Linked DNA regions of Homo sapiens: region 2 is linked to region 1. Evidence: chromatin loops called from intact Hi-C (ENCODE). Cell type or tissue: IMR-90. All regions are shown on one strand. Each heading gives the region's core, and the rest is flanking DNA. Links, peaks and the distances in the headings are about the cores only. Region 1 overlaps BMP6 (bone morphogenetic protein 6). Region 2 overlaps BMP6 (bone morphogenetic protein 6).

Evidence for each region. Hi-C counts contacts between places; a loop is a spot of excess contacts. Peaks named below come from ENCODE experiments on the same cell type or tissue, not always from the same donor. Only the 100,000 strongest peaks of a DNase experiment are listed, where the experiment ranks them.
Region 2: it touches region 1 in a loop (4-fold over the local background); 6 of 110 quality-filtered maps call a loop at or near these places.

What each region holds. Positions count from the first base shown.
Region 1 is chr6:7,729,714-7,732,637 of GRCh38, forward strand. The region is part of intron 1 of BMP6 (bone morphogenetic protein 6); the gene reads left to right. Among named protein-coding and RNA genes, the nearest start is that of BMP6, 5.1 kb to the left of the region's middle. In IMR-90, for the core only: no CTCF peak of the experiment used is centred there; a DNase peak (open chromatin) is centred at 1,338.
Region 2 is chr6:7,786,183-7,789,106 of GRCh38, forward strand. All of the region lies in intron 1 of BMP6 (bone morphogenetic protein 6), which reads left to right. Among named protein-coding and RNA genes, the nearest start is that of BMP6, 62 kb to the left of the region's middle. In IMR-90, for the core only: no CTCF peak of the experiment used is centred there; a DNase peak (open chromatin) is centred at 1,189; H3K27ac peaks cover 810 bases.

The DNA.
Region 1 (2,924 bases), core at 211-2,710:
AGTAAGAGATGAAGAGCAAAGCTTTCAAACATTGCTACACATTAGAATCACGTGGGTGTTACGTGGGAGGTAGGGGGGAACGCCTTAAAAAAACCCAGATGCCCAGGTGGCACTCCATATCAAATCAGAATGTGTGGAGGTGGAAACCAGGTAGCAGTATTTTTTTGTTCAAAAATAAAGAGGATCTCCCAACGTTGCCCAGGCTGGACTCAAAACTCCTGGCCTCAAGCAATCCCCCTGCCTCAGCCTCCTGAGTTGCTGGGAAGATAGAAGTGTGCCACCATGCCCAGCAGTGTCATTGTTTTGTCAAGATCTCAGGTGATGTCAGTGTTTGGAAACCACTGCCTTAGATGGTATTTGAAATTTCAAGAGCTGGGCCTAAGGCGAATTTGTAAAGTATAGTCATATTTACTGTATTTAGTGACCCTCCAAATTCCCCTTATTCCTTGCTTCTCTGACTTTTCGTGGGCTACAGGGACACACTGCCTCTGAGTCACACTGCTTAAAGCTGGCTGTCAGCTAATCCTTGCTAGGGTGATGGTTTAACATAGTATCTCCCTAGGGATATTGACATTTTTCGTAAAGGATTTTGAAAGATCTAAAAAAATCCCCTAAAAATTTTTAAGAGAACTCACCCAGTAGTGCAATTCCAGGCCCCAAGACAGGCTGACACAGAACTGAAAGAGAATTCTAGGATGGGAATTCTATCCCAAGCCCCTCATATTCCTATCACTGGGCTCCTTGTACAAGTTATAGCTACTGTAGGTCCACTTCTGGACTCTATACTGATAGTGTGAAGAGAAAACCTTTTGCGGGTAAGTAGAATCCAAGCAGCAAGCCATGCCACCTGCCAATGAAGCAATTCTATTTCATCTTAATCCATGTAGCAATAGGAAAGGGGTATTTCATCATCAGAGGCTAGAATGGGGTAAAATCTGATTGCCATGACTCTGAACATAGGAAGGACAGTTCATTTGAACAAAGTTATTGCGTACCAATGTTGGATTCTCTATATAGGGATACTAGAGAATTACAGATTTCCTAATTGCTGTCAATGCCATGTTAACTGCCACATTACCTGACTCATCTATTAAAGAATCTACAGAAAGATAAACATGACAGCGCTGCGTTTTAAAGTACGCTTATACCTACTAGGTTAAGTAAATTACACACTGGAAGTACAAGGGAAAGTATTACATAGTTGTAAACATCCGACTTCCCTGGGACTGGGGGAATAATTTACTCATGAAATACATTTGAAACACCCCGAGCCTTGTAAGCCAGCCGGACTATCAGGAAGTGTGAATCAACAGGATAAATTTCTCTCTCATAGCGCAAGTGCTGGTCATCCAACCAGCTCATTGTTGTTTATGTTGACTGTTTCAAACTCTTTCTGGGTGAATAGGCTGGGATGTGTCACCTTCTAAATGCTAACCGTCTGCTGCCTGGGCTGCTGGTGTGCAGAGTGCCTGGGTGAGCGAGCTCGTGAACTTGCATTCACTCAGGGCCACAGATGCCATTTTCTATTTGTTTTCTAATGCTAAAAATGTCTTGGCAGCCTAGTCAGCATCCCTGCCAATTTGGTGACCTTGGAGAGGTATCCTTCAGGTCTTAGCTTAAAATTCACCTAAGAGAGACCTTCTCTGCCACTCTATATAAACTGGTCATGCCTCCATCCCACCCACTTCTGTACCATGACAGCACTCTGCTTATTTCCTTCCTTGTACTTATCACAAGTTTTTCTTTTTTCTTGTTAAATTTGCTTACTCATTTGTTTGTCTCCCCTGTAGGATGTCAGCCTCCAAAGGCGGAAACCACGCTAACCCACCACAGTAGCCCAAGTGCCTAACATAATGCTGACCACATGGAAGATGCTTTGAAAAGGCTGAATTAGTGAACATATAGACATAGCCCATGCTTCAAATTCATATTTCACTGATTTGGAAGATTTGATTATTTAGAAAGGGTATACCTGATTTTTATTGAGTAAAATGTTTACAGTGAAGACATTTAGGACAGGGAGGTTCACAGTATTTGAGGTAAATCATCGTGCTTTATTAATACACCTTTTTTATTAGTCACCCATATGTATATTAATTTGTAATATGCATTACATTTGAGAGTAGTAAAAACATTTAATTAAATATCTGCATTTCAGATTTCACTTGTTTATTTGAATTCACGAGGTATTTATCTCCAAATGCTAGGATTAAATGGCAATTTAAAAAACTCAAATTGTGTTCAGAAAAGGGAATCAGTATATATTAGTACAAGCAGCAAGAAACTTGTGCTAAAAATACTGGCAATTTTCTGAACAAAATTACTCTTGGGAAACATAAATAAGAAGAAAAATGGAATACTCCCTACTTGTATTTGTAACTAGATATAATGCGCTATCTCTTTCTCCTAAACATAGCATCAGTAGTACTGTTTTTCATTTAAGCTACCTGTACTTAAGAAGATTTTTGTTAGCAGAAAATAAATCCATGCCTGCAAGCTACTCACAGCAAAAACAGTTTGGAGAATTTGGTTGCAAGAGTGTGATTCAAAGAAGCAGTAGATGTTCTTCTAAAGAGATTACAAAGAGTAAATTTGAAATTCAGTGGCATTTCAACAAAAAAAAGTTGTACAAAGTGTTCTTAAACTAAGATCAAAGGGCAAGCAGATACTATTGTTCAGACCTCAGATGGTGTTTCCTCTGGGTGTCCTTCTAAGAATGGGTATAAATCCTTTTTAAATGTGCTGAATCATGGTTAGTTCCTCTATTTGAGAGCTTACCTCTGATCAGCTTGGAGGAGGGCTTCCCTGGGATAAGAATCTGTTTAAATACAAAAACAATGCTCAGTGCTTGCTTTAGCATATAATTTGTTGCCTCTCTGTGTCTTCAGAGAGTAACTACTTTATATGTTGGATTTCAAATTGAT
Region 2 (2,924 bases), core at 120-2,619, 56 kb after region 1:
GACTTGCTGTGGTAAAGGACAGTTGTGCTCAGTGGCTTCCAGAAAAGCTGGACGTCCCACCATGATGGCACATCTGGGCACACCACACCTCTCCTCTCTACTACTGGGAACACTGGAGAGGACTGACTGCCTGTGGCATATGCTTTGTGCTTGGAGTGTTGCTTATGAAAGATGAGGCCCCTTTAAAACCTCATGCTCACACTTAGAGAATTCTGGTCGTGTGCTACAGATGTTTTACAGTTTATTTCCAAACAGCTGCTTTTCCCTTCTTTAGTCTGTTTTTTTTTTTTTTTTTTTTTAAATAAAATCCCTCTGGAAACCTTTCAGCTCACATCCTTGGCAATGCTTCCTTAGTACAAGTCCTTGCATTCTATGCCATGACATTCTCCCAACCAGCACCTGTTACTACAGGCAGGCCATCGACTTAGCTGTTCTGTGAGTTAGAAGTACTATTGTGTATGTGGATCAGAACTGTAGATTCAATCAGCCTAGAACAGACAGCCCCCAGTGACAAGCCCTCCCTAGCACTTCATGAGAATACACAGAAAGAAGAAGGAAAAACTTGACTTATAATGTATGTCTCCCTCGGAACATCAGGTAGAAAAGCCCCATGCAGGTGACTCAATCCAGGGTCAAAGCAGGGAGGGTTTCCCTGAGGGCACAGCAATTTGACAAGTTTGTCCCATTTCAAACTTCCCCAGCAGCCAGCTGTCAATAATATCTTTGACCTTCAGAGGTAGGAAGAGCAGGAATAATTAAGATCCACAGATGATCCCCGAATCCTGGTAATGATTTTCACATCCTTCTTTCTCATGATCCTTTTCCCCAGAGCTGCCATTTCTCTAAACTAAAGTGACGAGTGTAAGTTCAGCCTCCTTTAGTTTCTTTTCCAATAATCTTCTGATAAAGATATTAGGAAGAAGTAAAAGTCCAATTGAAGAGGGCAGTATCAGGGAGGGAACAGAAGTAAAGAGTTTGGGAGATCATTCCTTGAATAACTAAGTGTTGATCGGCTCTTGGGAAAATGTGTTGATTTGTCTTCTGGCCAGTTGTACATATGCAGATACACCATCTGTACTGAAAAATATGCGTGAACTTCTCTGGAAGCGCCTGAGTGAGTCAGTGTCTGAAAAGGAGCTACACCTCTAAAACAGTTATCAAGTATTTAGGGATGAGGTGCTGCAAAGCCAAGAGAGTGAAAACAATCCTTAAAGGCGTGTTTGGCCAGCTCTCAAAAATCTTAGACAGTTGCAACACAGTCCTTGGCTCAGACACTGGATTTTTCCCATTCATGTACTTTTTTGACAGATGAATTGTTGCAGGCTGCAAAAAAAGCTCGAAGAGGAATCTGTTAGACTCCTCACTCAGAGCAGGGATCTATTTGCTTGCAATCCTGTTAGCAAACCAAGGTGCCATTTGCTTTGTGTGGTGTGCTACTTGGCCACTTTTTCTTAGCCGTGGCTGCTCTGTCTGAAACGGTCATGGTCTCATTCAGCTCTAGCATATTTGCGTGTTAGGTTGGCATGAAGATTCTCAATTTAGTAAATGCTAGACACTAGTATAACTTCCCTGAATTCCTGCCTCTCAACTCCTATGGAATGTTTATGGCTTTCATTATAGTAATAACAAGATTTCTTGCACAAAAACTCACTTGACCTTGGCACTTTCTTTCTAGAGCCATCCTTCCTTTTTGCTGATAGGTGGGTTTGCATTTATTTTTGGCATGACTTTTTCACCTTCTGAATTGCTGACTATGGTAGATTGATTTTTTTTTTTAAAGAAACGCAAGTCATTTTGATGAAACGATCAACCCAGCCTGATATAACTTTAAGTATAGTTTCACACCACATGTAATAAATGTGACCCTTTAGAGATATTAGAAACTGATGATGAATGTTTAGTTACAAGAATAGTTCAGACCCTCAGGTATGGGTATTCTTTGCACAACTCTGGAATATATTTCTTGAATCACTGGAAGAAGATGGAGTCCTTGGAAACATGTTGTCAGGGGCTCAATTACCTTTAGACCTTTAAGTGTTCTTGGCCAAAGGCTTGGTAGTAATTATTTGAGGGCATTAGTGATAGACCACATGTTAAGGCTGTAGCTGAAACCAAGAGTCATCATATGCATCCTGTATGGAAAGAACTGGGGATCATACTTCAGTCTTTCCAGCCAAACTATGTGTATACCATCACTAACTTAAGAAACACAGTGTATGCTATTGTGTGCTGGTACACAATGGGGAAAATGACTGGCTGCCTTCAAATCCTGTCTTCTATGTCTAGGCTCAACAACGGGGGACCCCTCTGTATGTTTTTATGCCGAGAACTAAAGAATTTTAAAAATAAACTTGGATAGTTTTAAAGGGTGTAATATCCTATGAATTGTAACACTGTATATATGCTTTAAGTGTATTATCAAAGAGTCAAAGTTATGGACTTTTCTCCTTCATACTTGGAAAATGTTCATCATTGTAAAACAAATGGCAGCAAAACCAGTCCTTAGGATGAAGCAAATCAGAAGGAGTGACTTTGTTTTTAAAATTTAAGTAAATGTGTTAACATGTCATTTCAAATAATCATCTTGCTTCTGAACTAAAATTCCTAAGATACGTAGATAGAAAAGGCAGTGAGTTTGTCACCTGGTAGAAATAAGATCCCTCCCACCCCTTATTCCATCCTATCTCTGTTTTTTTTTTTTTTTTTAAAGTGTTCTGTGCTTTGCTCTCCAAGGTGCTTCCTCAGGAATGCATTGTCAAATTACTCCTTGTATTTGGCAACCCAAGGAGCTTTTTCCTCCAGCTTTATTGAAGTATAGTTGACAACTAATTGTATGTGTTTAAGGTATACAACTTGATGATTGGCCTATGTATACATTGTAAGATATCCAGTACAATCAAGTAACATATCCATCACCTCGGTGT